Regions from separate parts of the Mus musculus genome. Here region 2 is linked to region 1. The links are chromatin loops, found by intact Hi-C in ENCODE. Cell type or tissue: heart. All regions are shown on one strand. Each heading gives the region's core, and the rest is flanking DNA. Links, peaks and the distances in the headings are about the cores only.

The links. A loop is a pair of places that touch in the nucleus more often than their neighbours do. Peaks named below come from ENCODE experiments on the same cell type or tissue, not always from the same donor. Only the 100,000 strongest peaks of a DNase experiment are listed, where the experiment ranks them.
Region 2: it touches region 1 in a loop (1.9-fold over the local background); 5 of 42 quality-filtered maps call a loop at or near these places.

The regions. Positions count from the first base shown.
Region 1 is chr14:76,624,916-76,640,607 of GRCm38, forward strand. It overlaps the pseudogene Fkbp1a-ps1. Among named protein-coding and RNA genes, the nearest start is that of 1700108F19Rik, 45 kb to the right of the region's middle. In heart, for the core only: no CTCF peak of the experiment used is centred there; DNase peaks (open chromatin) are centred at 5,786 and 6,476; H3K27ac peaks cover 2,090 bases.
Region 2 is chr14:76,723,200-76,738,891 of GRCm38, forward strand. No RefSeq gene overlaps it. Among named protein-coding and RNA genes, the nearest start is that of 4930431P22Rik, 29 kb to the right of the region's middle. In heart, for the core only: a CTCF peak has its summit at 8,742; a DNase peak (open chromatin) is centred at 8,632; H3K27ac peaks cover 4,041 bases; H3K27me3 peaks cover 243 bases.

The DNA.
Region 1 (15,692 bases), core at 3,352-11,351:
CTTGGAAAAAAAGACCCCAAAGTCAAACAACTGTCCTCCTGGGAATTGAAAACAAACACATTTTTGAGATTCTTAGACACAAACAACCCCAGACAAAATAAGGTCTTTGTGAAGGAACCCCCTCCGGCTCCGCAATTCTTTTTTGCTTCCCTGCCTTTGTTTCTGTGTCTGTCTTCAGTCTGTTTATCTGGCCTGGGAGCACACACCCTACGCTCCCAGCTCTTCGACCTTGATCCTTGCTATCAGTGACCTTGTGCTGTCAGCTCCGAAGGCAGCACAGATGGGTCCTGGGAAACAGAAAGAGACTTAAGTATAAATTGACTAGTATTCCCAAGGCCAGTTTGAAAGACCCAGAGCCCCTGGAAGGAAAGGCTTGGGGAGGACAAGAGGCCACATGGGACCTTGGTGGGGCAATACAGCCAGTGTAGTAGGAGGTGTCTTCAGGGAGGAGCCTAACTACAAAATCAGCAAAAAGACCCCCTAACCCAGAGGCCCATCTCCAGTCCTGACCCTGGCTCCCTAGTGAGCTTTCTGAGACTGTGGACTCCTCAGGCTAAGTCTGCGGACTCCAGGCTAAAAACAAGGGACCCAGGGAATGAGGAAGAAGGGTAACAGTGGGAAGTTTCCTTTGTGAGAAATGGGGGTTTTGGCATTTTGTCTAGGCTCCCGCCCCACAGTTACCTGGCAACAGCCAAGTGTGCCTGATTCACTATAAAAGGGGCTGCTTGCCCCCTCCTTGCTCTCTTCTTTCTTACTCCAGTTTTGTCCTCTCCCTTCTTACCCTGTCTCTCCATTCCCCTCACCCCTCTGTCCACGTGCTCATGGCCAGCTCCTCCCCCTCCCCCTCTCCTCCCCTCTGTGCCTATCTCTGTCTCTGCTCCCTCAGCTCCCCTCCCCGTGGCACGAAACTCTTCCAAACTATATCCTTAGTGTGGCTGGTATCTCAGGGGGGAAGGGATGCCTCAGCACAGGCCCACGGAGGCACCCCCATCCCCCACCCCACCCCTGACTGCACATCCACCACAACACAACAGGGGTGATGGGAGACCAGTTCCAGAACCTTCTTAAGACAGCTTGTGGTCCTAAAGCAGAGGTTTCCCAGGATGGGAAGAAAAATCTATATTTTTTTATCTTAATAGCCACAGGGTATACCTACTGCTGTGACTTCTAACTTAGCGCGTTCCCGTTTTTTCTCTGCCATTCTGCCACCTTCGCAATGTGTTCACAGGAATAAAGAGAATGCCTGTGATTGCCTTCAAGGGAAAGCACTATATTCGCAGAGTGATTTTATGTGCTCATATAAGCTCTGTCTTCTCTGGCTGAAGCAGCCTTATTCACAGAGCTAAATAAAACATTTATTTGAAATAGTAGCAATTTCAGAGGGCTGGAGCAGTCTAAAAAGCTTGTGTTGGGAAAATGTTAGGCAAGGGAAGAAAGCTGTTCTTGCTGCCGGTTTATCCTTGACTTGTGGAGCTTCAGTTTCTGTCTTGGTCTTTTTGTTTTTATCATAATGAGGTTCTACAAGCATCCTCACCAACCCTCTTCTCTGCACAGCCTACAGCAGTACCACCGTGGGCAGGGGCGTGATGGTGAATACTTAATCATGGTCTTTTGCGGGCAAGAGTCTGGGAGAAGCCCTGCTCTGTAGCATAGGCCAGTCTTCATGTCGCAAATATTCCTTACCGTGGCTAGTTGCTGCATGATGGCAGAGTTTGGAACAAACACTCAGTAGGTCCTCATCTGGTCTGCCCACTGTTCAGACAAGGCAGATGTAATCACCTTGTATTGCCTAATTATACTATTACCTGATAGTAAAGATCAGTAAGATAATTCTAGAGTGAATTCTGGAGCTCGCACGCTCACACACACACCACAATTAAAATATATATCTTAAATGGGTTCTGAGAATTTATTTTTGGAAATGTAATTTTGGTGATTGTGAAGGTTTGTTATTAATAAAGGCCAAGTTAACAAGGGGCTCACCAGTGTTCAGAAAATGGGTTGGCTGTCTCTATTCAGCTTTGCTAACTGACCTTATAGTTGGAGGTGCTGACCTTAGTATGGCCTTGACTCTTCTCAAACTTCTGGCTCACTTTGTCAAGCACAGATGGGGCATTTCTATCTGTTTCTATCATTGAGATGATGAAGTAAACAACAGTGACAATAAACTTCCTCTTTTCTATGACAGCACCCCTTTATTTTTCTAAGTTAGAAATATTGATGCTGCCTTTGCCCCTCCTGATCTCTGGGATTAAGTCACAGGACAACTTTGGATGTCATGCCTTGGGCACCATCTACTTTTATGTTTTAGACAGAACTTCAAGCTGTCCCAGAACTCCAGGGAGACCAGACTGATAGCCCAGCAACCCCCGGGATTCTGCTTCCCAAGTGCTTGGCATAACAAGTGTGAGCAAGCATACAGACATTTTTAAATTATTATTTTTAATGTGTATTCTAAGGATTGAACTTGGGTCTTCATGCTTGCACAGCAAGAAAATGCCAGCTGACCTTTCCTTCCATCCTTGGGTATCCTAACTGTCTGTCTGTCTGTCTGTCTGTCTGTCTGTCTGTCTGTCTGTCTGTCTACCTATCTACCTATTTATTTATCTTATCTATCCATCCATCATCTATCTAATCTATTTATCCATCTAACTTATCATCCATCATCTACCTAATCTATTTATCCATCCATCTACCCATCCACTATCTATCTAATCTATTCATCTATCTATCTATCTATCTATCTATCTATCTATCTATCTATCTATCATCCAACAGCCATGCATCCAGGGCCTCAGTGTCTCAGTGTGCACCTCTGGCTGGCCTGACACTCACTGCTTAGATGAGGCTAGCCCAGAGCTCATGCTTGCCCCTGTCTTCCAAGTCCTGGGATTAAAGGTGCTACCACATGGACCTGGGGGTCATGGCCTTTTAAAGCTCCGCATAGGTATCTGAGATGCAGCCTGGGAGAGCATCACTCTACTTATCTCATTAACCCTGTCCCTAATGCAGCGGAGTGAAACATGGCCTTGGAAACCCAACAGAATGGCGTGTGAATCTTGGCCTTGCCACACATAGGAGTGTTCTTAAACTCACTGAGGCGCTCCTTGGCTAACTATATAATCAGAACAATAAGTTCTTTCATGTGTAGTTGAATAAAAATGGCCTAGTCCTACACATGACTCAATAAAAGTCATAAATTCCCCATTCTATCTTTCGATAGCCGCCTGGTTGATCTTGTCTGTCATTTTTCCTGGGCCTATATATAACCCAGTATTAGTCTTAAATGGATCTCTCTCCAGAGTCAAATCAATCTTCAGATACCTTGGCTAGCTCCCCACTTGCTAAATGAAAACTCAGTCTGCTCTGCCCCTTACGTACTGTCTCAAGGGTCTCACCTTCCGCCAGTGAGAGTGCTTCTGTCTATCACCTGGCTGGAGCTTCCGGCCCAGCTGTCAGTCCATCTGAGGCTTTGGCTCCTCTGCCCGTCTTCCCACTGTGACTCTGATACCCTTTGAAAATGCTCTCCCTACTCCTCTCAGGCTGTAGTAAAGCTGCAGTGAGAAAGATGCTCATCTCCTCTCACAACCCTCGGGAAGTCCTTCTTCTACCCCCACTCAGGGCCATCTCCTCTGCTCAGACGTCTGTCACTTGATGAATTCATGCCCCCTCCAACATCTTTCGACATTTACATTTCAGATTTTTCAGACTGGAGCCTTTTAGATGACAGACAGGGACTTCACTGTTCTCACAGCCAAGGCTGTCCCTGGGATGTGGCCAACAAGGGTGGCTGATTATACAAAGTGACAATCATCGCTCCAGCTTTGGAGCTGCTCAGATTGGAGGACAAGGAAGAAGAGGCCAAACAGCTCTGAGCTTCCCTGGGCACAGGGTTCAGGTGACACAAGGCTTTCTTAGAGCAGCTTGTCCTCACCTCTACTTCTTAAATCTGTCAAAGTGACAACCGCACGCAGTGTCGTCACCTGAGCTTCCCTGGGCCTTCATGGGAGGATCCCTGCCCATTCTGGGCATTTGTAGGATCATTAACCTTGAGCATCCACTGCAGCAGGAATTCCCACAACCTTGTAGGCCCCAGGAACTCGGGAGGTATGGAAAACAATAGTCCCCTGGTAAAAGGTCCCTTCTGCAGTTTTCTTAGAGGACAGTATCTAATACTAGCCACAATAACAGAGGCATCTTAAGTATAAAGCAATTGATTGAGAAATTGTGACTAAATGAAACCGTCTTCTGTTAGGTCATTTAGCATCCTACCGCGGACTGAAAACATTTCAGATGTGCAAGGCTTGATATCTCAGTCTCTGGCCTTTTGCCTACTTGGGTAATTTACACCCTAACTTAGTTATCATCATCATCATCACCGTTGACTCCATTAGCCAAGTTAAAAATTGTAGAATCACTCTTGACAACCTACTTCATTCTTCAAATCTAATTAGCCACTAAGTGTTAACGACACCATTTTCTAAAGACTTCATGCTTGGTTCTCTGTTTGAGTTTGGCCTTAAATGTCCCACAAAGATTCCCAGATGGCGATGCTATTGGGATGCAGTGGAACATGAGGAGACGGGCCTGCTGGGAGAGAGTTGGTTAAGGAGGATGCCCTTGAAAAGTATATGGCAGCCCTGGTTCTCACTACACTCCATCTTTGCTTCCTGGCTGCTGTGAAGGGAGCAGCTCTGATTACATCATGTGCTCCACCATGATGTTTCCACCATGATACTTTGGCTCTTTACCCTTGGCTCAACCTCATGGAGCCAACAGCCATTGATGGTGGGTCTTGAAACTGTAAGCCAAGATATCATCTCCTTCCTTTACAAAAGTTAGCTCGGATATTTTGTCACAGAGATCTTTTCAGGATTCCATTATCTTTTATTTGGCCCTTGATACCAACTTCTGACCTCTTGCTTTCATGCCTCGTTTTGCTGGTGGCTGAATTTGTCTCTCTAACACCTGATAAATCCTAGCCGTGCTTGATACCCTCCATGGTTTTCCCATTAACTAAAGAATTTATCACAGATCCTCTGGTGTGCCTTCATGTCTGACCCTCAGCCTAGAGTACCTCTCACATCGGCTCCAGTTCTTCCCACTTACAAGGACCTCAGGCGCTGCAATCATGTCAGAGGATCTCAGGCCTGCGTGCCTTTGTATACATCTGTCCCCTTTCCTTTTCTCATGCGCATGCTAGCTCACCTGGTAAGAAGCAGTTCAGAGGTTGTCCCCTATGCAACTCACCTTGACCCCCTCTGGCAAAACTCATTATGTCCTCTTTGCGTTTCTCCCAGCTGTCAGCACAAACCTTACTCAGCATTTGGCTGGTGTTATTTTAATTATCTGTTTTCACATCTGCCCTAGCCGACCTTAGTCATCTGGTATTCCCCAATTGCATCATCCGGAGAGCAGAGCTCCGCCCTAGAGGCTGCTGGAATGAACGGGTGCATTTCCTGTCGTGTATGGCACATGCCTCTCTTGTCCTGTGTTTAAGAGTTATGTCGAGAGACTAACTGGAGCAAGCTGAGATTAGACAATAACATCTATGAACATCTTAAGAGCTCCACTGTATGTCCAGCAAAACACACCTCTCAGATCACGGGAGGCAGGAGCATACTGAAGCAAGCTGTGGTGAGCAGGTGAGAAACATCAGTCTCTCTGAGAGAGGCTTGTGTTTGGAAAACCCTACTGATCTTAACTCCACTCTTAGTCACCCATAAGATGCTGCCAGGAACCTCTCTGGGGCTGGCTCGTCACAGGACACGTGCAGACTGTTTCCTAAGCTGTGCTTTGTTAAAATAGCACTTCCCAGTTGGCCTCAGGTATACATTTTAGGATCACTGGGTATCTTTAGGAAAACACGAGCAAGCACCCCTAGCCCTTTCTCTTCACTCACAGATGGGAGCCTGTCAGTGCACACCGCTCAGACTCTGCAGAGGAGAGGGCCATTGGGGAAAGGGGCCTTTCTATTGCTTGGCTCTCTACCAAAAGAACCTTCCTTTAAGCTCTCTGTGGGTCTGAGTGCATGCAGAGCACGGGTCTCTGGGGCAGGTAGGGCTTGGTGGCAAGAGACTTGGAGTCTCTGATAGAGCTGTAGCCCTGGGTTCACTTTAGAGAGACCAGCCGTGGTGATTTCCCAAGAGGCCATGGGTCTATCCAGATTGTAAGAACAAATGAGTAAACAAAGGAGTTTTCCCTTACAACATTAAATGCCTGACACTATTCTAGCCTCTCCTCAACTTTCTCCAAACCCACTGTGGGAGTTCCCCCATTTGCCCTGAGTATGGACTTGACAGCTCCTCACTGTGGTCTGACTTTGCCAGACAGTGACTTCGAAACGAAGGCCAATGGGTGGATCAGTTGCTGGACGCTTCAATGCTGGCTGTGGCATCTGGAGGAGGAAAGACTTCCAAAACAAAGGCAGGTGAAGGGCAGGGAATCATGTGGTGGGAAATGCCTTCCTTCCTTTCTTTCCTCAAAGGGACATCTAGGCAAGCTGCCATTCTCTGCCCAGGGGACATGCAAGCTGGAGGTGGTGTTGACAAGGCTGACTGGAAACTGGAAAGACATACATAGTTGGTGAAGCGATGAGGTGCTGACAAGAAAGGAGGTTTCTTCTGAGAGCTCTCACTAGGGGGAGAAGGGTGGTTCACAGCCATGAAAACCCTAGTCCTTAACTCTGTGTCATCAAAGAAGGACCTCAGGGAGTCTCTGTGAGGGCAGAGCTACTCCGAGTCTGGCCTGAGTAAAAAGGCAGTCACCTTTCCTTGTCAGAAGCTTCAGAGCCAAGAGCGTATTCTAAGGAGACAGGTGTGCTTGGTGATGAGCATGCGGTTGCTCCATCCAGTTACACCATCCAGTTAATGACTGTTTTCTTTAAAGGGGAAATGTGCTGGAGGGGTGAAGAGTTAGTTACATATGGCACCTGCTACCAGGCAGCTGCTACTGTCATTCAGCACTGGTCTCACTGGGTCCAACCTCTCTTGATTGCCTCTTGTGCACATCATCTTGGAAGCTTGGTTTTTGGATTGCAGTGTAAGGACTGGCAAAGGTCTGCTGGCCGTGGCCTGGGGTAGAGGTGGAGGTTCACAGAGGGCATAGGCTTGGCCATGCAACCATACCACAGAGCCAAATCAAACGCTCGCCTATGCTCGTATTGGCTCCTCACAGAATTCTTCTCAGATTTCTCACTTGACCTTCACGGCATGCACTCATTCAGAGATGAAATGCTTACTAAGCAACATTTACCAAGTGCTGTGTTAGGAACTGAGAACATAATAAGGCAGGCTATGGTGTTAAAGGGGAATAGACAAAAATATTCACATGGATACCACGATGTGAAAAGACCCGAGCAGAGGTGTATATAGGATGCTACTAGTGTTGTGTTTTATAAAAAGATAAGGAAGAAGAAGTGGAGGTGTGGGGGGGAGGGAGTGCCTCTGTGGACCCATGCTGAGGAATCCCGCTCCCCCAAGCCCTCCTTCCCACCGGGGTTACCAGCCACATGATGGTATAGTATAGATTAGAGTTTATTCAGGGCATGGGGAGGGGAATTGAGAGAGTAGAGATAGAGAAGGGGGGCGGTCAGGGAGTAGAGAAGTAGAGGCTGGCCATGAGCACTTGGGGGGGGGGGGGAAGGAGAATGGGAAGAGAGGGGGTAAGGCGCAGGAGCAAGAGGAGAAGAGAGAGAGAGAGAGAGAGAGGAGGGGGCAAACAGCCCCCTTTTTAGTGAGTCAGGCAGGCTTGGCTGTTGCCAGGTAACTGTGGGGCCCAGCCTAGATGAAATGCAGACAACTAGATTTGACCTTAAAGAAAAGTCCAGGTAGGTTCCCATTGATATTGAAAAATAGATAGGAGTAACTTACAAGGAGGAACTGCTGGGGCTCAGATTCTAGGAAGTGAGACCAGTCTCTAAAACAATACCACCAACAAACTGTAAGGGGATCACAGCTGAGATGGGGAAGATTTGCCATAGTGAATACTGGGAAGTGTAGAAGGCAGGCAAGGCTCTCACATACTGCTGCTGCTGCTGGTGCGGGGGCGTTAAGCATCACTTCTGTTTTGGACCAGTTCGTCTTGGATTTGGATCTACTTGACCATGCAGTGAAGCAAGCCTACTACTGAATTCAACGGGGACAGATCTGGATTTGAATGGAACACCAGAACAGCGTGGAGGGCGATAGAATCTGTGTGTTCAATCCTCATGACATCCCTTTCTGTTGTTGAGAACAGTCAATCATGTTGAAATATGATACGTAAGTGATTACTTCCCATGGTGGGGGTTAGGTCCTGTTAGGTGCTTTGTTAATGGAGAGAATTCTGAATGAACTTCAGACATGTAAATGGTTTTGTTTTGTGTCTGCTGCATGAGCTCTGAGGATCTGGGTCACTGAGCTCTTGAGTACCTCTGTGCTTGCCTGCCAAGTGCTGCTCGGTCTGCCTGACGTTTGTATTATTTATCAACAGTATGTTTATTATTAGTTGCTTTCTGTAGACCAGAGGAGGGAATACGAGATTGGTGAACTAGCTGACTCAGGAAGGAGAGCTTGTGGGACTGGGAGCTGCGGTTAGCGCAGGCTCACTTGATACTTTCCTAACCTAGCAGTTCAGTTCCCTCTCCATTGCTTGTTCTGTGTTGCTTCCTCCTCACTCTAACTTGACCTCTTCTAGAACGTTGTCCCTCTGTGTGTCAGAGACACTCCAGGAGGCTAGATAGAGCATATAGGAACGCAAAGCCCTTCTTGACAAGGATGCTCTGGTTGTAGCGTTCTTTCTGTCTGTCTCAAAGGCGTGGAGCAAATCTCAAGTGAAAAGACAGAATCAAAACAGAAAAGGTGTCAAAGTTGTATCCTGGGCTAATATTCGAACAAGAATTGTGACAGCCTCCAGGACCATGTAGAGAGGCAGGGAGGGAACGGTTCTCTGTGTGGTGTGGTGTGGTGTTTGGCTGGGCTGGCTGAGTGAGGAGAGGCCTGGAGTTAGTAACCAGCGCAGTCTGGGAAGGAGCACAAGACTCAGTGCTTAGGAAGAATACAGAGAGACCCACAGGGAAAATGGCAGGCTGGAACCATCGCTTTGAGGGTGAATAGAGGAATTCAGAAGCGAGTCCATTTTGTTAGAAACGACTCCTACTTTTCAAGTTCTCCTTATTCATTTGTCATAGTTTAAGGTGCTGGAAGAAAGCATATGAGGTTAAAAACCTTGGATGGTCAATCAAGATATTAAAAAACAAGCAAACCAACAAACTGTCATTGACCAGGTCAAGAGAGGCGGGCTCTGATGTTTTAAGGTATTCTAGCTCCTTCTGTTGACCGGGCTCTACCCCAAAGGTTCTCAACCTGTAGGTCATGATCCCTTTGAGGGTTGATCGACCCTGATATGCAACAGTGGTTGGATATCAGATATCCTAAATACTGTATATTTACATTGCAGTTTATAACAGTATCAAATTATAGTTCTGAAGTATCAATGAAAGTCATTTCACGGTTGAGGATCACCACAACATGAGGAACTGTATTAAAGGGTTGCAGCCCTAACAAGGCTGAGAAGCACTGGTCAATCCTGACATCAATTCCCTTTGCTGTCTCCCCAAAGCTTCAGATACCTCACTAGCACAGTGGTGTCATTTCAGGCTCTTTCGTTGGCACCTGCCTCAGGCCTATGCCCATGGATGGCTGCAAATGCTGGCCAGGTTAGCTGACGGAGCAAAGACGGTTGCTGGGACAACCAGGACTGTGGCTAGGGAATCGTCTCAGCAGCCATGGGAGTTGAGGCAAACAGTGCCCATGACATTGAACATTACAAGGTGGCTCCAGGAGGAGTGTGGAGACCATTTTTATCAGACATTTCACAGTGAGGCTGGGGTAACTTGGCCAAGAAAGTGTTTTCCAAATAAAACACTAGGACCTGCAAGTTCAAGTCCCAGAACCTACATTAAAAAAAAAAAGTCAGGTGATGTGATGTGTGCTTATAAACCTAGCAGAGGAGAGGTGTAGGCAGGCAGATCCCCAGAGCTCATTAGTCAGCCTCTCCGACTCAACAGTTACAGGCCAATGAGAGACCCTGCTTCAGAGACGCACAAGGAGGAGGATGTGAAGAACAGCTGGAGAGGTTGTCTTTTGACCTCCACCCATGAGATCACATGCACACATGCACCCTCACATTTGCACCTACATCATGAACACACACACATACACACACACACACACACACAGAGAGAGAGAGAGAGAGAGAGAGAGAGAGAGAGAGAGAGAGACACTATGTTTAAATACTTGAGACTTGAGACCCAATGAGTCTTAACAATAAATATGTTTTATTTGCTTATAGTTTGTATTGACCAAATGAAAGAAGGCTTAGGGCTGGATGTCCCCGTGAGCCTGCCCTCTGTATTTCTGTCCTAAGCAATGCTATGGTCCTTTCCCTTTCTTTTCCTTTTCCTTTTCTTTTTCATTTCTTTTCTTTTTTCTTTTTCTTTTTCTTTTTCTTTTTCTTTCTTTCTTTTTTTTTTTTTGAGAAAAGCCAGCATAAAGCACTTTTATTGCAATAATAAAACTTGAACTGCATATGTAGTGCAGAGGGCAGGGGACAAAAGCTTTCTCTCACCAAATCACTACACAAGGACAGTAGAGGCTGAGAAGGAACTGAAGGAGGAAAATCCAGGAAGCCAAGATGAGCAAAGAGCCAAGCATCAAAACCCTGAAGCTGTGATGACCAGCATCGTATTCTTAGAGAACACTCAAGGATTTGCCGTGGTGGCTGGGTGTCCATTGGGTGGTGAGTCTACAAACAGCACCTTCAATTCAAGCTTTCCACCGAAGTTCTTAAAATTTAGGAAGTGGAGCTTGAATAGTTACAAGATTACAAAAGTCCAGAAAAATCCATTAGAAAAACCATAGGATGAAAAACAAATTAAGCCAGGTCACAAAGAAGGCTTCAAGGTCCCTGCCAACCCAGGGACAGATAATGTAGAGTCCAACATAGCAGTGAAGGGACCTGCTTTAAAAGGCAGCTAGTTTCAGAAGATGGGAGGACTGTCAGAAGCAAAGGCTCTCTCCCCCGCTTCCTTCCCACCTCAGTTTGGGTAGGGCTTTCAGTTTGATAGGACCTCCCTCACTAGAGAAAAATCCAGCCCTCAACAGCATCTCGAATCTGCTATGGCTTTGCAGCACAGCAGCAGAATGTCTTAATATATAATAGATAAAATTTTTTATCCAAAAAATAAAAATAAAATAAAATAAAAATTCTTGCAAATCGCCCACCCCTCAACACCAATTCCTATTCTAAGTTAACCCATCGCTTGTGCTGTTAACACTTGACAATATACTTCATTGGAAACTTAGATCTGAAAGACGGAAACTGAGTCTTCACCTCAAAATAAAGTAACTTGAGGTTTATGGCATATAGTTTAGGTCAACACACATACAGAAGGAGGAAGAGGACATGGAGGTGTCTGAAGCAAAGCTGAGTGACAGAACACATTCAGTCAGGCAAGTGTCTACACAAAGGGTGGTGGGACGTCAGGAAAAGCGCCCCATGGATTCATGTGCACCCATCTGGAGGTACCAGATTCCTCCATGGCAGATCCATGTGCAGAGCTAAGGGAGGAGGCCACTTCTGTCATTCCAGTTTTAGATGCTCCACATCAAAAACAAGAGTGGCATGTGGTGGGATGATGCCTGGGTGCCCAGTGGTTCCATAGGCATAGTCTCAGGAAATTATCAGTTTGGCTCTATGACCCACACTCATCTGGGCTACCCCTTCCTTCCAGCCTCGGATCACCTCCTGCTTGCCTAGTGTAAACTTAAAAGGATTGTTTCTGTCCCGAGAGGAGGCAAATTTCTTTCCATCTTCAAGCATCCCCGTGTAATGCACCATGCAGTTCTGGCTGTGCTTTGGGAAGGTGCACCGGTCTCCAGGAGAGATGGTTTCCACCTGCATTCCCATGGTGGTGGAGGCTGCTGCAGCGGGGCGTTGGCGGAGGAGGAGAAGGACTCAGGTGGCCAGAGCCTGACGGGACCTGGCCTCCCTTTCTTTTCTAATCCTGCCTCTTATTTATTCTGGTTCTTTGGCCCAGGCTATGGGATGAAGTTATGGGTGTGATAATGGCTTAGAAGAGGCAATGACATTTTGCCTTCACAGCCTCTGGTACCTGGAGACAGTGTGACTGATAGGGAAAATCAAGGTCCTGTGGGGGACAGCTGACCATCAGATGGGCTGGGCACCAAACTGACATGAGGGCTTATTAAACCACAAGGACAGTCTGTGGGGTCTGAGCATGTGTAGGCTCAGCTCCCGCTCCAGGGGACCCTCAAGTACTTAGGGATCATTCATGGTCTCACAAGGGTTTGGGGCTTGAGCTAGAGAAGGGTTGACTCTGGGGAGATTTCTTATTGCAAGCCAGGAGTGGCTGACCCAGAGACACTTTAAGGAGCTCCATTTAATGTTAAGGTCCCACTCTGTCTTAAATGACAATCACTAGCCACGGGGGGCAGAGGTGTCAGGGTGTGTGTGGGAGGGTAAGTTGATTAAAGTGAAAGAAAATGACACAGTTAGAAACTCACTTGTGCTAAGCACACTTCATGTGCTCAGAAGTCACACTGGGCTATTAACTGTACTATTAGACCATGCAGACGTGGAACACCCAATCATTCCAGAATGTTCTGCTGGACAGTGCTGGGGTCTACCAACCTCTGGAGGAACTCAGAGCACAGTGGTTGACCCCAGTCCAGATACTTACAGCTCTAGGGCCTTGAGATTAATTTGTCTGTATCTTTCTATTCAGGAATAAAATGCAGATGGTAACATGTGTCACATGATCCCCTTAAGAATTGGAAGAAGATACAAATATAGTTACCCCTTGGAGGTCACCCTTGGAGGTTTGATTCCAGGCCCCCCTCCTTAGGATATTAGAACCTGCAGATGCTCAGGTTCCAACAAGAAAGTGGAACAGTATTCGTATATAACCAAAGCACATTCTCCCATGTATTTCAAATAATCTCTAAGTTTCTCTTAATGCCCAATATGATGAAAACATTCTGCAGCTAATTTGTTGTTCTCTATTGTTTATGGGATAAAAGAGTTCTGTACATCTTCAATACAGATGTTTTCCTCCGCAAATGCTTTCAATGTGAGGTTGACGGAATGTCCAATTGTGGGCCGCATGGACACGGAGCGGCTGAATATATATTGTTATTATTGTAATTACCAACATTAATAAGTCCTTCAATCTCTTAACCAAATGCTGTTAAGCATGAAGAGCTGGACCTCACAGGATGAAGGACTGGCATCCTCCATTCTGTGCCCAGGCTAGATTTTGTATTTGGCTGATTTAACCCTGTTTTCTAGCATGGTGTGTAGAGAAATATCCCATGAAGTCTTGAGAGGAGAAACTTCGAGGAGGAGCTGTGTTATGCACGCTGCCCAGACATTGTGGAGTGACTACTCTACACAATGGTCTGAGAAGACTAGGAGGGGTCCAGATTGTCTCGCTTGCCACAGTGGAAAACCCAAAGGTGACACAGATTTCATTTAATAGTACCTGTTAATGATGGTGGGCAGCAACAGGAGTCCAGATCTAGTGTCTGGCATGGATAACAGCATAATAAATGCTCAATAATAAATGCTCAATAAATGAACACACTAATGAAGCATAAGGAGGATAATATCAATAAGCAGGTTATATTTGGGGACTAGGTTGACCCCTGAACCTTGTACATGGTAGGCAGTGCTCTATCCCTGAGCCAAATGCCCCCACAATCTTTTTACTTTTTATTATGAAATGGTTTCTGAAGGAGGACTTGAACTTGCGATCTTCCTGTCTCAGTCCCTTGAAGAGTTTGGATGAAAGGTGTGTACAATCAAGCCTCTGCTCCCAGTGGGTAGCTCCTAATGTTCTATTCTGCTGCTATTGGCTCGTCTGTTGGCTTCCTCATTGGTGTGTGTTAATGAACAAGGATTCTTAGCCATAAAATAGGACATATCCTAATGCATAGAGGTATAATATTTTTAAAATATATATATACATTTAATGTATTCTTTGAGAATTTCATATCTGTATAAAATATAATTAAACATATCCGCTCCTCAGTGCTCACTCCAACTCTTCCCCCACCACAAAAATCTCTGTTCCAAGTTCACAGTTTCTTTCTTTGACCAGAGTTTGATTGCTGCTGCCCATATGTACACGGATGTAGGGCCATCCACCAGAGTAATAGTCTGGTTTTAGCCATCTGCTATGCTAAAGTTTCCATACATCTATTTCATCTCATTACAGATACTATGCATGATGAGAGCCTCTATATGTTACAGAGTGAGTCGCTAAAAGCCACACTGCTCTGTGCAGCTGTAAGTCATGTATCTGTGATTTAACCCTCGAGTCCATACCTTTCCTGTGATGCTAAACTTACTACCCTTTAAGCATTAAGATGGTCGGCATAGGCTGACATTGCCCAGGCCTTAGTGTAGTGGTATGTTATCTCTAATCTTCAGGAGGACTCTGAACTTGGTCCAAACTCTTCTGTATATAGCTCTATTTCTGACTTGTCTGATTCTGCACAGTATCAAGGAGCCCACAGCAGTCAGGTGCCTTTGAATATATGCCTACCCCACACCATTAGAAAATGGAAAAAATTGCTATACAAGGAAGTTACAGCTGGTCAGAATGTATTCCCTAGGGTGGGTATGGAAATGCTGGCATCTAAAAAACAGTTTTGGTATCTGAAATGGGTTAATGGTGTGTGTGTGTGTGTGTGTGTGTTTATTGCTCTGTAATATACTTCAAGGATGTGATGAGCAGTGGTGTCTTGGTTCTGGAGGCAAGGTCACCTAAGTGTGAGGAGTTGCAGTTACATCTGATCTTGCTGCATCATCTCATGGTGGAAAGCAGAAGAAGGAGAGGGGAGGGAGACATTCCTGCGATAATGAAGTTAACTCATTCATAGAGCCTTCATGATCTACTAAGCTTTCAAAAGTCCCAACGCTCAGTGCTGATAGATTGTAAATTGTACTTTCCACTCTTGAATTTTGAGAGACGCATTTGATCAAAGCTGTAGAATCATGGAATCATGTTACACTTTTGGCTTTTTCTAATGTCAGTGCTTGGAGTAGTGTCTTCCAGAAAGCAACCAAAGCATGCCAAGAGACTCGAAATGACAGGTCATCAGTGAGCATCCTGCCTTGAGGTTGGTCTTATTCGAGATGAGGGTTTGGGTCACATCACATCTTACATATTGGCTTGCTCTGCAGGCCCTTGACTTGCAAGCATTTCTGAGTTGCTGAGCAGTCATATTAAAACTAAGTATTACAAGACTACAGGAAAACCACTCTGCCAAGGTCCTTTCTGGACCTGTGCAACTCCTATTTACCATTTGATGTCTTCCATTTTGGACGCAACCATACCCTCTCATATTCCAGTAGGAGTTGAGTTACCTCAGAACAGAGCCTCCGAGGGATAGGTTGTCCGGCTCCATTGGAAGGAAACATGGAGCAAAGAGAATGGAAGGAAAGAGTGAGTCAACCACAAGAATCCCGTCATAGATCCACTAAGGCATTCTTCAATACGTGTTACGTTCCATCACAACATGCTGCTTCCCTGAGCTAGCCCACAAGCTTGGAAAATGTGGCATGTGGCAGTGCCCATGCAAAGTATGCTGTTGTAAGTCAGTATAGGAAAGGTTCCAGGGAAGTCT
Region 2 (15,692 bases), core at 5,034-13,033, 100 kb after region 1:
CTCAATGCTACTTACAAAGCCATTTCCCGAAGGTTAGGTAGACAGGAGGGTTCAGCCTTGTAAAAGCCACTTGCTCCAAATGAGTCTCCAAGAACGTACAGCAATTCAAAATCTCATTATCTCTGCCTTCAGAGGAGATGCTTTTTTATATAATTTCTGTTCTCTATTATGGGCTTGAGTGTTTTCCTTTGGAAGTTTCTAGACAGAATGTTCTAGCAAAAGGTATTTTTTTAAGAGAAAAAAATTAATAATGAAACAAATTGCAAAAAGGAAAAAAAAGAGATTCCTCTGATGTCATCAAGCTCACATGCACATGTCACATGTCACACGTATGTGTATGTGCACATCTAGGTCTCCTCAAGACAAATGGAGAAAAGGTACCAGCACAACATTCCTCGCATCCTATGGATTGTTAAAGAATGCTGTTTACCCACATTTCTCTGGTTTTTGTTTTTTCTTTTTTTCAATTCCACATGACAGTTATCACATTCCTCATCTGCATCAAAGTGAAGAAGTAAAAACCTCATGGTTAGGACAGTAGGCACAAGCCCTAAGGCAAGGGATTAACAGGAGTAGACTGCCTCCCCTGGGTCCACAAAGGAATGGTGACAGGTGTCAGAGCCAAGCATGGGGCGCCAGGGCCTCTGGGGCCCACAAAGCAATTAGTGACTTGCTCAGTGGCCGAGTTTCATGAATTTATCTCCTCTAGTCTTGCAAACCGACCATTCCTCTCTTCTGCTTGAGGGTGTCAGATGAGGCTGCTTGCTTAAGATCTTACAACAATCAGACTTTTCTTTGTTAAAAACAGTGACAAGGAAGGGTGGAGAGATGGCTTAGTGGGCAGCACACTTGCCGTGCAGATGTGAGGACATGAGTAAATCTCCAGAACCCAACTAGCAGCCTGGAGTGGTAGCTTAGCTTTAATTCTAGTTTCCCTAATGGAGAGATGGAAGGCAGGAACAGGAGAAACCCCGAAGTTCACAGGTCAGCTAGTTCAGAGTGGGACACCCTTTCTCAAACGATGTGAGGACTGCTACCAAGGTTTTCTCTGACCTTCATATTTTCTCCATGCCCGTGGTCTTGTGTGTGCGTGCGTGCACATGTGTGCACATACACACAGAGAGACAAAGAGACAGAGAGAGAGATAGAGACAGAGGGACAAAGAGAGATTTAATAAAAAGGAAATGTAAACATTTGTAGCATTGCCAAGTCTAAAATGAGCAAGAATCATAGCTTGTCCTGGAACAAATTTTACAGCATTCGAATAGTGAGTGGAACTGGGGGTGAGGGGGTGAGGGCCCAGCTGGGCCGACCAGAAGGATGGGATTCATGGTAGGCAGCCCTGTTAGACTCCTTTGACACTCGCCAAGCCAGTAAGGCTGAGAGCGCGATGTTCTCAGGCCCAGCCTTGACAATGGCATGCTTTATATCACTCCCAAAGCTGAGAATGGCTTTCCAGCCTGCAAAGGGGAGCTTTCTTCCGAACCTGAGAGATGGGAGGGCGATTTTGTGTCCATGTCCATGACCCCCCCCCCCTGCCCCAGCAGAACAGACTCAAATGGAAATGCCACCTGGCAAGGACATTCGCCTAAACAATCCACATTCTATTTGGGAGGAATGCCTGTCTTCTCAGGGTATGTTTGAGGCTCTGATGTCCCTCCTTCCCAATCACCATAATGAGATTGAAGCCATCCTCCACCCAAGGGCCTTAGGACCCGAGGACTTTCTCAGAAACTAACTAAAGCTCCACCCAAGCCAGCTGATATTTTTAGGCCCCGGGCTCCCGGATGCTTAGATGTTCTGTTTTCCTTCTGATTTTCTGGATCCTCTCAGCTCAGCAACAATAATGATTGCAAGTGACTGCAAAAATCTCTTGCACAGATCGAAATGATTCAGACAGCAATGGGTTCCCTGGGTCACCTTCCGGGATTAGCAAGATGCTTTAGCAAGCTCAGCTCTGGCCAAGGTTGTGTTCAAATGCTTACAGGAAACGGGAATCAACAAAAGGAGAGACGCCTGCCCACGTTGAATGTGCAGTCTCAGCCTGGTCTACAGAGTGAGTTCCAGGACAGCCAGGGCTATACAGAGAAACCCTGTCTCTAAAAACCAAACCAAACCAAACCAAACCAAACCAAACCAAACCAAACCAAACCAAAAAACAAAACCAAACAAAAGCGTGCAGTCTCAAGTGAGACAGGGGCACAGAGCCAGACTCATGGGCTTCAGGATAGACACAGCCTCCAAGGTATGAATCATGCAAGCCCGCTTCCAAGCCAATGGGTTGAACTCAAATCACATCTGCCAATATAAATTGTATTACAAGGCTGAGCAGGTTTCTCTGCTGGCAAACCACCACTCCTTTGCCTCTTCAGACAGTGAGGGAGTTATCTATCTTACAGCACAACGTGTTATTTCTACGGACAAATGTATGGATCTCCGTGGTTGTCAGCAAATCCCAGTGGCTCCCTGGTACCATCTTGCTGGAGGGACTGTCCCCACCTTCTCTCTATTGTATGATCCACTTTCTTAAGAGTTCCTGTGGAGATGAGAAGATGACTGTGGGTGGGAGGAGAGACTAGAAGAAGTCTTGGATGAAGAGAGTGCAAGGCAGGGGCCCCTCCAAAGGTCTTCTGGGAACAGTCCATGTTTAGAAAGGACCTTCTTAACTGTCATTAGTGATAGGGTCTTGGCAACTGTCTTTGGTGAGTTTCTTGGTCAATGGGGAGTTCTTGAAGTTTAGTTTCTTTATCTGGGTCATTGTTATTTTACAACAATAGTAAATGACATTTCCCCCAGGGGGGTGGCTGTTGAAGATAAGGACTGGGGACACAGGGTTCTCAGTCAAGTTACAGGCACTTAGTAAATGGAAACCTGGATCAGTTGGAGACAGCTGCACGTACAAGCGCACTGAAGGCACACTGTGTATATATAAGGAGAGGATTGTAGAGTTGGTTGCAGTTGGTTGTGCATGGGGAACTTTGGGGGCTACACATATGGCAATCCAGGTCAGCTCTGGGAAATTTCCTCTTAAATGAGACATCTTCCCAGGGGATGCCCTTGGCACGGCTGGGTTCCATGGGACTTCCTGATGGGTTGATTTTTGTCAGGGCTTCCTTGCAGGGCCTATGGAAGCTTCTGTTCCTGCTGGTAAGGGTGTGCTCAGCTCCCACTTGTCTAGGAGTCCAATGTAGCAAGGACAGACACAGGATGCTCAGTTACCTTCCCCATCTCGAATGAGTAATGAGTCACTTGGTTGTGTGTACCTGAGATTTTTATATATTACAAAATTCACTGGCATATGAAATTACGTTTAAATCTGTGCCCTGTGTTGTATGTGACAAGCCTCTTCCTGCCATGCCAGTGTCTATGGAGATTAAAGGGAAAACTCAGCAGGATGGTCCCCACTGCCATCTTGTGAAAGAGGAGTTAGCTATTGTTATGGTTTATATACACTGGCTTAGGGAGTGGATCTATTAGAAGGTGTGGCCCTGTTGGAGTAGGTGTGTCACTGTGGGTGGGGGTTTTAAGACCCTCATCCTAGCTGCCTAGAAGTCAGTATTCTGCTAGCAGCCTTCAGATGAAGATGTAGAACTCTTAGTTCCTCCTCCACCATGCCTGCCTGGATGTTGCCATATTTCCACTTTGATGATAATGGACTGAACCTCTGAACCTGTAAGCCAGCCCCAATAAAATGTTGTCCTTATAAGAGTTGTCTTGGTCATGGTGTCTGTTCACAGCAATAAAACCCTAACTAAGACAGCTATGTTCCGCACAGCTGGATCAACTCAGACAAGCCAACAAAGACCACACAAGGGTCCTGTGTGAAGATTTACTTTCAGGTCGACTCCTTAATGGCCTCTTGGGATCAGGGACATCAGGATTGCTACCCTGGACTGAGCCTCAAGGAAAGGAAAAGAAAAATGTGAAGATGTAAAAATAACGGCCACACTGAGATGGAGATGACAGTGGGAGAAACTTGAATAACTAATTTCTTAATCATATGTAGCAGAGAAAAAAGCCAATACTGCCTAAAATACTGGATACCATTCTAAATATACAAGTTAACTTTAGGCGCAGAGCCAATAAAAACACCTTAAAAAGAATTAAAGCTTCCAAACTCAAGAAATTACCAGTGGTATAAGAAAGTGTAAGGGCTATAGGTTATTCTTTACCCCTTAGAACAGAAAGGAAAGAAAATAGGGCCAGCGAGATGGCTCAGAGGGTAAAGGAGCTTGCTGCCAAACCTGACCACCTGAGTTGGATCCTAGAACACAAACATACGCTAAGAAAATAAACATTTTAAAAGATGGGTGCTTTATGAATGCTTAGAAAAATGCTTACAAACCAAACAAAATGAGAACAAGCAAAAAGACAAAATTTTTTGAAAACTTATAAAGATATCTACACATGTCAATTATATGGTTTTGATAGGTTTTAACATTTTATATATATTATATATATTATATATTATAAATTGTTGTTGTTGTTGTTTAGATCTGAAGTCAGTGACTGTTAGCCCAGGCCAGGAGGGCTTCGCTCTTGGCATGCGCATGCTGTGCTGTCCCCTCCCATCTGATGTCAGAGCCTGTCTGTGGCCTTTGTAGTCTCTGTAAGACTACAATGAAATGATATGTCGCCTCTGAGCTTTAGGTCATGCATGGCTCTGTGGGGGCTGGAGGGGCACTCTGCTGTAACAATGCTTACTGTTCTTCCAGAGGACCTGGCTTTGGTTCCTAGCATCCGTGTTGGGTGCTAACAGCTCCCTGTAGCTCCAGCTTTAGGGATCCAGTGCTCTCTCTTGTCTCTGTGGGTACTGCATTTATACACACAAAGCCACAACACACACACACACACACACACACACACACACACACACACACACACAGAGAGAGAGAGAGAGAGAGAGAGAGAGAGAGAGTTTTAAGATAAAAAGAAATGAAAAAGAAGACAGCATGGCTTTTATTTTGCACCCATGCTGTCTCTGTCTCTGTTGGGTTCCTCACTAAGGAGGAAATCAATTGTCACCTTGAACAGCTGATCCACGGGGCTGCCACATCAGATGCCCTCAATACCTATGTAGAGCCCTCCATCGTTACTAATTGCAAAATGAAGAACTTCACCCTTAGAGGACAAGTTACATAATGGGAGAAACTATTTACAAAACTCACATCTGAAAAATGACTGATATCTAAAGCCTCAAAACTGAACTGCATAGAACTTAAATGTTGTGTCAAAAACAAAACAAAACAAAACAAAACAAAAAACAAAACCAAAACCAAAAACAGACAAAAGAGACAGGAGGACATTGCCCCCAGAAGAATGTACAAAGGACAACGAACAATTATGAAGGTGTCCACATCAGCAGCCACTAGAGAAATGAGAATCAGGCACGCTGAGACATCACCTCTCCGTGTAGCAAAATAAACAAGAATCTCATGGCAACATCCATGGGTGAACTGATAAGCAAAGGAAGCTGCACTCAGGACACAAAACTGAGCTCCGTAGTAAACAGACAAAACTAAAGATTCAACCTCCATTAGTCTCCAGGACTACACAGAGTGGGGGAAAAAAAACCAAACCCCAAATTACATACCATGCAGTTTCATCTCCACAACATTGTCTTGAAATGACAAATGTACAGGAATTGAAGCCGGATTGGTGGTTTCCGTGGTCACCAATTTTGGGGAGAGAGGAGTTGAGAAGGTGTGGCTAGAGCAACAACCAGGGATCCCACCAGTAGCTTGGCTGTGACACAGTTTCACAGGATGTTGTCATCAGAGGAAACTGGGGAAAGGGTTATTTCTTACAAGTGCATGTAAATACAAAGGGTGGCTCTTTAAAGTTTAATCAAGATAGCCTGAATGCAGCTTTAAAACAGGTCGCTTCTGTGGGGGTGGACTGGGTGGGCGGGGTTTGGAGGTGTGCTCCTGTGTCACCCTGAGCTTGTGGCTGTTGGAGGACAACTTGGAGGAGTCGTTTTCTGTCCTTCCACCATGGGGACACCGGGGATGGAAATCAGAGCAGACCCCCACACTTGGTGGCCAATGCCTTCACCTGTCGAGCCATCTTGCTGGCCCTGTTTTATTTATCTATTTTTAATTAAAATGAAAAGGTGGACCTGGTAGCATATATGTATAATCTTGGCACTTGGGTGGTTTGAGGCTGGAGGATTGCTAGTTCTAGATCAGCCTGGGCTACACAAATAATAAACTCCTAACCTTGGGAAAAGTCTATTTAATATGTACTACAAAGGAGAAGCTATGATATAATCATTGAGAAAAGAACAGACAACTCAGTTGACGAAGGAGTAAAAGCTACTTATAATTCAGACTTAAACTAAAAAAAAAAAAAATGCAAATATCGATGTAGTGATGCTAATAGGAGTGTGGTTGTGTTCCTATCCTCAGTTTAGCATCTTACAAACAACACACCCTCAAAACGTGTTTGTTCATCAATAGGATAAATATCTTAACTTTCTCAAGGCGTCTTTCATGAGAAGTGATTGAGATGGAGGGCAATGAAGAAAACTCATGTTTATTAAGCATTGCCCCATTCCAGCCATGAACTCCACACTTTACATGATAGTAAATCAAACAAATGGAGGGCTCCTATTCTCCTCTACCTCCTCCTTTCTTTCACCCTAGGAATTGAACCTCACACATGCTAAGCAATTGTTCCACCAATGGCAGATCCTCAGGCCTCTTTGTGACTTTCTGAGACAGGGTCTCACTGACTATTCAGAACAGGCTTGAGCTCATGCTGCAGCCAGAGCAGGTCTCCAGTTTGTGGCTGTCCTTGCTTCTACCTCTGAAGAAGCTGGGATTGCACATTTGCCTCACCGGGCCTGGCTCACAATGTTTCTTACATTATGGGTTATTTTCTTCCTTCCTTCCTTCCTTCCTTCCTTCCTTCCTTCCTTCCTTCCTTCCTCCCTCCCTCCCTCCCTCCCTCCCTCCCTTCCTTCCTTCCTTTCTATCTTTTTCTTTCTTTTCTAGACAGGGTTTCTCTGTATAGCCCTGGCTGTCCTGGAACTCACTCTGTAGACCAGGCTGGCCTCGAACTCAGAAATCTGCCTGCCTCTGCCTCCTGAGTGCTGGGATTAAAGGCATGCACCACCACTGCCTGGCAGTTATTTTATTTCTTAAGAGCAAAATAACAATTGTAGGCAAAGCACACTAGGCTGACGTAACTAAACAGGGCTGACCTGGAACACAGAGGCTGTTCTATGGAATCCTCCAGAATCCTGTAAACCAAGAGACAGCATGGCAGGGTGGATAGCTGGCACGGAAGGTTCTCAGTCGGGCACCAGCATCTGCAGAGGGGTACCTAGCATCATCGTGTTGTCCACGAGATCATTTTTCTTTTCTTTTTTAAAAGATGAAGTGTGGAGAATGCAGGAAGGCTGGGAATATCACACAGGATTCACTCTCCTCTATGAACAAAGCATAAGGCGGCTGTGGGGCGAAGCCCACCGCCAACCCTCAGGAATCCTGTGTCTCCCTTCTCAGCAGACTCCATCCTGGTGGGACTCTGAGCATGATAACTGCTCCAGCTCAAGTCTCTCATACACAGGCTGCTCGAGGGACCACCTGGGCCAAGGTGTGTCCACCCTGAAGTGCCGGTCAGGTTCAATGCCTGTTTTCAACGCTTCTGTGCGAATGCATGTCTCTATGTTTGATGGCCAGTTTAATAGTTTTTAGCACAGGGGAAGGGGGCTGATAATTCCTCATTTGACGCCATAGTCACCAGGAGAACCTAACAGTCTGATATTTTCCAGATGCCCATATGTGGTGAAGAGGGCACTGCTTTCTCTCTCCCTCAGACTAGAATCTTCTTTAGAGGTTTTTTTTTTTTTTTTTTTTTTTTTTGGTCCCTGCTGGCCTCTTTCAATTGCCTCGTACAACACTGGTTTAAAACTAAACGCAAGAAACACGTAGAGTGACTCCACACAGCTAAAACGTGTGATGTCTTGGCTCTTGTATTCCTGGGAGACCAGAGAAACTATACCTCACATTTTTCCTCTGTACAATGGGACTAGAAACAACACCGCCCACCATGGTAGGCGCACTGAGCTGAGACCAGTATTTGACTTGTCTCATTTACTAGCGATGCCTTGACTTCCTGTTGAAGAGTTAGTGCAACCTCACCTCTTTCTGTCAACACCATTTAGGAGACTGATAAAAAGAAAATTGCTAGGAAGGTTTTCTGGAAAGTTCTATTTATAGAGAGACACCTAAATGGACAAAGAGGGTTAACTATAAATAGCCTCCTTTGCATGTGAGGGTGAGACCTGTGCTGGTACCTATGTGACCTTCCCCTTCCCAAAGGACTTCATACTCTTGTTTGTTCTGTGACAACACAAGCCATACCCCGTGTAAAGTATTTGACACAAACTGAATCCGGGAGCTTCCTGCCAGGCAGCTACTGTCGCCTCCCATCACTGGATGTTATTTACTCCAGCTGAGTAGGCGTACAATACGTGCTATGTAAATTAATAGCAGTAGGTACAACAGTCTGGGAGTTGCACAGGACCTCAGTTCGGGAGAGAGGTTATTTCGCAATCATTTCCCATAAACCTTCCCCTCCCACTTCCAAGTGTGAAGTGTGTGTCTGTCAACGAATCATCCCACTTGCCACGCCACGCCAGGTCTGGCAGGGCAGAGGCAGCCACCCGGCCAGTCTCTATCTCTGGATTTGGCAGCTTGACACCATCTGGCGGAATCCTATGAGGAGGCTGCCTGTGATGCATCTCTGGGTCCTTCATGGCCCAGCTTCCCTCCCACACCAAGATCTTGCCACCAGGAGAGCTTTGGCAATTGAGCTAGGTGGTCCTCTTTCTTCCATTACGCCTCTTCCTCACTGCCTCAGCCCCTCAGTTTTTTGTTTTGTTTTTGTTTGTTTATTTGTTTGTTTTTTTACAAGCTCTACCCAATGAGTTCCGAGGGCTAAAGCCTCATCTCAACTCGTGGAAGATAGCAGCCTCTCCTCCCAGACCTGTGTTTGGCAGTTGTTCTGTGGTTAGGCTAACATGTAGCTTCCGTGGCTTGCAATACTACATAGGTTTCTACACACATGACAGAGGTCCTAGCATTCCTAGCCAGATCCTCACGGGTGTGGTACACTCAACCATTCACAAGTAACTTCTGTGTCCCAGAGTTTTCAAACATCCTGAAAAGACCCAGCTCAGGGAGGGGGCAGGAGGTGGCCCACCGCTTTCTCCCATGTTTGCTTCCCATTTGTTTTGAAGAACTGGGGTTCCTACCCTGATATTTACTCCTGTGCCCCAATTTGGCGTCCGTCTCATCCTTCTGCCCCCCAGGAAGGCTCTTCTAAGAAGGGGCAGGCTGAGTGTGGAAGTGAGTATTCACTGTGATGACTGGCTTGCTCAAAAAAGCAGCCTTGCAGGCCACACTGAGACGCTACTCAGCCAGCCTTGGGAGACAAAGACGATGAGAGTCATAGACAAAGAACATTCTAGATGGAGCTCTGAGAGGCTGTCATGGTCTCAGGATTGGATTACTTCATTTGCTGCTTCTCTCTAGAGAAGTCTCTCTAGAGTCTCTCAGACTCTTATGTGTTAGAGACCTGTTTCTTCCCCTTCTTCTTCCCCTTCCTCCTTCTCCTCCTCCTCCTCCTCCTCCTTCTTCTTCTTCTTCTTCTTCTTCTTCTTCTTCTTCTCTTCTTCCTCTCCCCCCCCCCCCCCCAGTCTCTGGAAGAACAGTCAGTGCTCTCAACTACTGAACCATCTCTCTAGCCTCACTTCCACAGTTCAGCAGAGCAAGCAGCTCCTTGGACATGATTTGAATCAAATACCTTGTACCTTGCATGGCTTGTATTGTCACAGAACAAGCAGGAATGTGAAGTCCCTTGGGGGATGGTGGGAGAGGGCCACAGTGTTGACTATGAAGGTCTTACCTGCACATGCAGAGGAGGCAATTTATAATTACTGTCTTTGGCCATTTAATGGTGTCATTATAAATAGAACTTTCCAGAAAAAAAACTTGCAGAATTTTTTTTTTTTTTAAATCGGTCTCCTAAATGTCATTGACTGACAGAAGGGTGAGTTTATATTAACCTTTTACCAGAAGTTAGGCCATGGCTGGCAAATGAAACAAGTGAGGTGTTAATGAGGTTGGGAGGTGAACGCCCCATCCAACAGAATGATATGTGCTTTATGTGGACTCTTTCACCAAACACCTGTCTCCTCCCCCACTCACAGTGAGTGGCTTTGGCAAAGAGACTGGATAATTCAGGTAAGACATGTTTGTATTCTGGTTGCTAAGGAGATGGCAAACCTGTTTGCTTAGCTCAAAGCATAGGCGTATTAGGTAAGAGCGCTGCCCTTTAGATCTGGGACCATTACTAAATCTCTGCATTTCTTTTCTCGAGGCATGCCGAGTCTATTTGTGGCATGTTCCACTTCCTCAGATTTCCCCTGTCTCCATCAGCTTTTACACCTGCAAAAATGCTGGCATGAAAAAATGAAATCCAAGGGAGACTTGCCTGTCTTCGCTAGTCGCAGAAAATCAGACAGCACCCAGCAAGGAGAGAATTCACAGCTTGCTCTGCTCCTAGTACTAGAACCGTGAGATGGGCAGGGATTCCCTCATCCCAGGGGATTAGTGACCCCCAAAGGACAAGTGACCGAAGTAGAGAGAAGCGGCTGCAGAAGGGTTATGTGAAAGGAGATTGGGAGCCCACGAAGACCATGCTGGCCTTGAGAGGAAAGAAAAACTGAAGCATAGATGTTGGTTTCATAAGAGACCCGTTGGATGGTGGCTATTCATGTCCAAGAGCGACAAACGCAAAAGTTGGGCCTGGGTGGGAGAGTACACAAGATGTGGTTAAACACATCACTAAGGTTCCTTTAAAGCCACTTACTGGATGGACGATGTGTCTGGCAGGATGGAAGGAAGCTGGGGGATTCAGCAACTGCTCTGTTTTTCCTGGGAGTATACTTTATGTAGCCTGCCAACTAACAAATCCTTATAGAGCCACGACTAAGTGTGGGCACTGGGCATCCAAACTCCAGCCCTCATGTCTGCATGGCAAGCCTTTTCCCAGCCATATGTGAACATTCCCCAGGCATGCTCAGCTTTAGACACAAATGAGACGGACAGCACAAGACCAGGCTCTGTTTCCTCAGCTCTGTCCCCCACCCACAGGGCTTTAGTCCTTTTTTAGTCACCTGGGCCGTGCTCCTATATCTGAGAATTCCTAGGCTGCATCCCCTCAAGTTCTGTGGCCAGTTTAACTGTTCAGCTGTGGGTCACAGCACCGATGTCAGCCGTCTGTTCTCTTAGGGTCCCACAGAGGTGGTCAGATGAGAATCTACTTACTAATAAATCAAGTTGTAAGCAACAGAACAGTTCCTTCTTTAGATCACACACCAACCACAAAATTGCATAGAGATGAGGCTGTGACGACTCCACCCTGCCCTGTCTTTGCTTTTAGAGTATCATCTCCTGGAGAATACAGTCTTAGGGAGTGTGTGTGTGTGTGTGTGTGTGTGTGTGTGTGTGTGTGTGTTCCTCTGAGTGTGTGCATGCATATATGTGTCCAGAGGTCAATGCTGACTGTCTTCCCTGTGCTATTTTCACCTTATGTATTGAGACAGGGTCTCTTACTGACTTTAAACTCACTGAGTGTCTAGAGTGGCTGACCAGCAAATTTAGGTCTCTTCCTGTCTCCACTCTCCAGGGCTGGGAATACAAGCATACACCACCACACCCAGTGTCTTCCATGGATGCTGTGTGTGCAAGCTCAGGTCCTCACATTCACGTAGCAGACAGTTCATCAATGGAACCATCTCCCTGGCCTCTCTGCCTGCCCCTTACACTTCAGCAGATGAGGAGAAAATGTACAAGGAAATGTGTGGGGCAATGGGCTATGCACAGACAGCTTGGTCTCCAGTCAGAGGTGAAGTCTTGAACCCCAGTGGAATCTGGTGGGTGGGAATTTCCACCAGGACAGAAGGAAAGCGTTCGTTCAATCATGTCTCCTGGATCCCTGGCTCCTGTCAAAGTTACCATCCCCCTCCCCACAGCCCCCACAAGGGAGGCTTGTGGCTAACAATCACGTAGACAATGGCCCAAGCTTCTGTCATTCTGGCTAGACTTCTCCCCACAGTTACCTAGCAACAGCAAGATAGCAAAGAGGGGCTGTTTGGCCCCTCCTCACTCTCTAAGCTTTTACCTTTCTTACTCTTTAGCCCTCCTCTCTCTCTCTCTCTCTCTCTCTGTCTCTCTCTCTCTCTCTCTTCCCCCTCTCTCCACGTGGCCATGGCTGACCTCTCTCTCTCTTTCTACATTCTCTCTTTCTCCCTGCCTTTCTACAATAAAGCTCTAAAACCATAGACTGTCTCTGATCATCAAGGCCCTCCGTGCTTAAATGATGGGATGGGCTTTCTCCTAACGAGCAGTGTCTATCCTCCCAATGGAAGGCCTTCCTATGCTGCAGCCGCGGACCGGACTAAGGACTCTCACCTGGGTGAGAACCATCCAGCGCCTCCTCTCCACCTGCCATCTCTTCCCCATATCTCCAGGGCCGAGTGCCACCCCGGGGTCCCTAGTCTGTTCTTAAGCTTCTTCGCCATATCCAGCGTGGGATGCCGGAGACTGAGAACCTGGTACCTGGGCTGCTCCTTGTCCACCACCCGCCATGTGTGGTCAGTGGCCTAACACAGCCAGATGCCCACCCCGGACCGCGTGGAAAGCATCCGGCAGTCCTCCCGTGTCTGCCTGCCCAGAGCACCGAACTCGGGCTCTCTCCCACTCTCCTCTTCCCCACACACCCACGGCCCTACAGAAAAATGGACAAGAAGGAGAGATAAGTGTAAAACATTCTATTATTGCATAAATGGGGAGGTGCTGCCTAAAAGATGCAGATGAAGGGGCAGGTATATCCTGCGATAGATAAATCAGGCTAGAGAAGGAGAAAGCCTAGGGGTGAGGCTATCGAGGATGCAGAGGTGGACATCCTAAACCATGTCTCCATAGCAACCCAGGCTTTCCTCTAAGCCACCTGCCACGATGCCTTGGAACCGCTACTTCAGTCCTCCCTTTAATTCATGTGCTTCATAAATGAGTGCTTTAAGCTCTATATTCCCAGAACCCAGCTCAGCTCCTGATAAATAGAAGGTCTTCAAAACATACAGCAGCTCGCTTAAAATCTGGAGGCAATACAGGCCACTTGTGAGGCAGAGACAGCAAATAAAATAGCTTGACTTTGGATGATGGGTGCTTGTTGTGGTAAGTCTCCAACCCAAATATACCCTGGCAATGAAAACACAACTCAGTTAATATGATTACATGCTGTGGCCTCGATTGGGCAGATCTACTGCTACACTGCCATCTTCCACATCTATGAGACCCCTTAGAACTTGGGGTTTCTCCAGGCCATGTGCTTCTGCTCTGCTTTTCTTCTTCCTCTTCTGTGTCTCCTCTCTCTCTCTCTCTCTCTCTCTCTCTCTCTCTCTCTCTCTCTCTCTCTCTCTCTCTCTTCTCTCTCTCTCTCTCTCTCTCTCTCCCCACCTTCTGCTCCACCTTCCCTTTTATCTGCCCAATCATCAGCTCTCCTTTATTTTACAAATTAAAGTGGGAAGCAGGTTTACAGGAAATCACCAGAGTGCTGACTCATTCCTTGTTCACAGCCCCCCCCCCCCCCCCAGGAGAACGGAGTTAATCTCAAATATAATTAGCTCCAGGGCTATCCACAACAGATGCTTGTAGGGACCTGTGTCTCATAAGGGTGAATGACTTCCTGATGGGCTTGAGCACTTAACAGTTACCGAACTGTGTGATCCAGAAGCCCAGAGTAGGCCTGGTTGGCTTGAGATTTAATTTTGAGAGACCTTTGATAAGGAGTGGGAGAAAAAGAAGAAGATCATGGACCGAAGCACTACTGAAGTGTTGTGGGTAGTCAGCATGAGATTAGGGCTAGAGGGGCTGAAGAAGCATCTATGACAATAAAGGATATGAACATAAACTGGGGGGAAGAGACTTGCTTGTTTTCATTGTTGTTGTTTTTCCATTCTTTCATTCATAAGTCTGAAGGTCTTTATCTAGCATTGGGTTGTGCAAGTGTCTGTGCTAAATTCCATTCCCTATCAGCTGTAGGACACCAGACAGTGACCACATAACCTAAACCTGCATGAGTTCACGTTCCAACACTCTCTGTGTGCTTCGTGGAAATACATTTAACTCCCTAACACCCTGTTCTTTTCATTGGCTATTAACTGGCCGATCTCTTAGAGTTATCTTGAGAATTGCAGTAAGCTGATAAAGACTGGGTATTGTAGAGTAGAGATTTGTTCAGCAGCTGCTTATGCATCGAGTCACGGGAGATTAGGAAACCAACAAAGAGGACCTATTCTCATCTTCCAGTATCCCCAAGACAACTTAGGGAAGGCTTAGGGGTAGGAAAAGAGGCTGTGTAATGTGTTGTGGGTGGGTGGAAGGATGGATGGTGCGAGAGACATGGCATTCAGACTTTAAGGTCACTTGGGAAGTTCAAAGGGGTGCCATAAAGGAAACAGTAATCGAACTGGATTCTACGAGAGGCAGAAATCCAGATGAAATGGTTTGATGGAGCATAATGACACACCTCCATGCAGGGTTCTTATAGAGTTGAACTGAGAATCGTACCTATAACTCAAGAGGCCAGTACACACACAGTCAGGCACACATCTCCCTGGCTCCAGCTCTGTCTTCTGTGGATCATTCATAGCCTACACCAGGAAATGAGGGCATATTTCGAAAAACATAAGGGGAAAGAGAAGTCAGGGTCCCCGAGGACCTGATGTTTCAGACATGGTTGATGAGTGAGGGAAGAGAGCCAAGTGTTCACTCAGAGGCTGGTGAGAGTCCCATGGGGTGACAGGGGCAGACAAGAGGGTTCAGGTCACACATATGGAGGAAGGAAAGACAAGAATGGTTTGGTAAGTTCAATCAAATGTAACCAAAGCTCACCTAATGGGAGAAAGGTGACAACCAAACATCCGCCTCAGAGGTGCCCAAGGTGACACTGGTGGCTGCTGGGCAAGGCCTGGGACCCTCATGTCTGCCAAAGCTCAGGCCATTTATTTTTTTTTTTTCTCATGACATCTCCATGGGCCATCTGAAAGTTAGCACTCCCATGAGGAGAGTGGATCCTAGAGAGGCGGGAGGGCGCAGATGCTTCCATGCTCAAACCATCATGCCTTCTAAATGCTTTGTGCCCTAACTGGTGGGTCCCAGATTCACTCAGGAGAACCCCACTCTTGCCCACCCACAGAGTCAGCCTCAGGAAGGAACTTGGCAAGGCATAAAGAAGGCAAAACTATAGCTAGGATTGGTCCTAACATTTCCTGGTGGTACAATTCACTTCAAAGATGACCTTAAAACGACTCTGAGTTCAAATATTTATAGTATTTGGATATATACTGGATATTGGTGTGTGTGTGTGTGTGTGTGTGTTTTGAGACAGGGTTTCTCTGTGTAGCCCCTGACTGTCCTGGAAATCACTCTGTAGACCAGGCTGGCCTCGAACTCAGAAACCCACCTGCCTCTGCCTCCCAAGTGCTCGGATTAAAGGCATGCGCCACCATGCCTTTTTATGCAAGTTTTAGAGTAAAGACCTGTGAGACCAGGCCATTTACAATTGCATAGGTGTGTATCAAGAACACAGAAAAGCCCTACATGATTCATCTATCC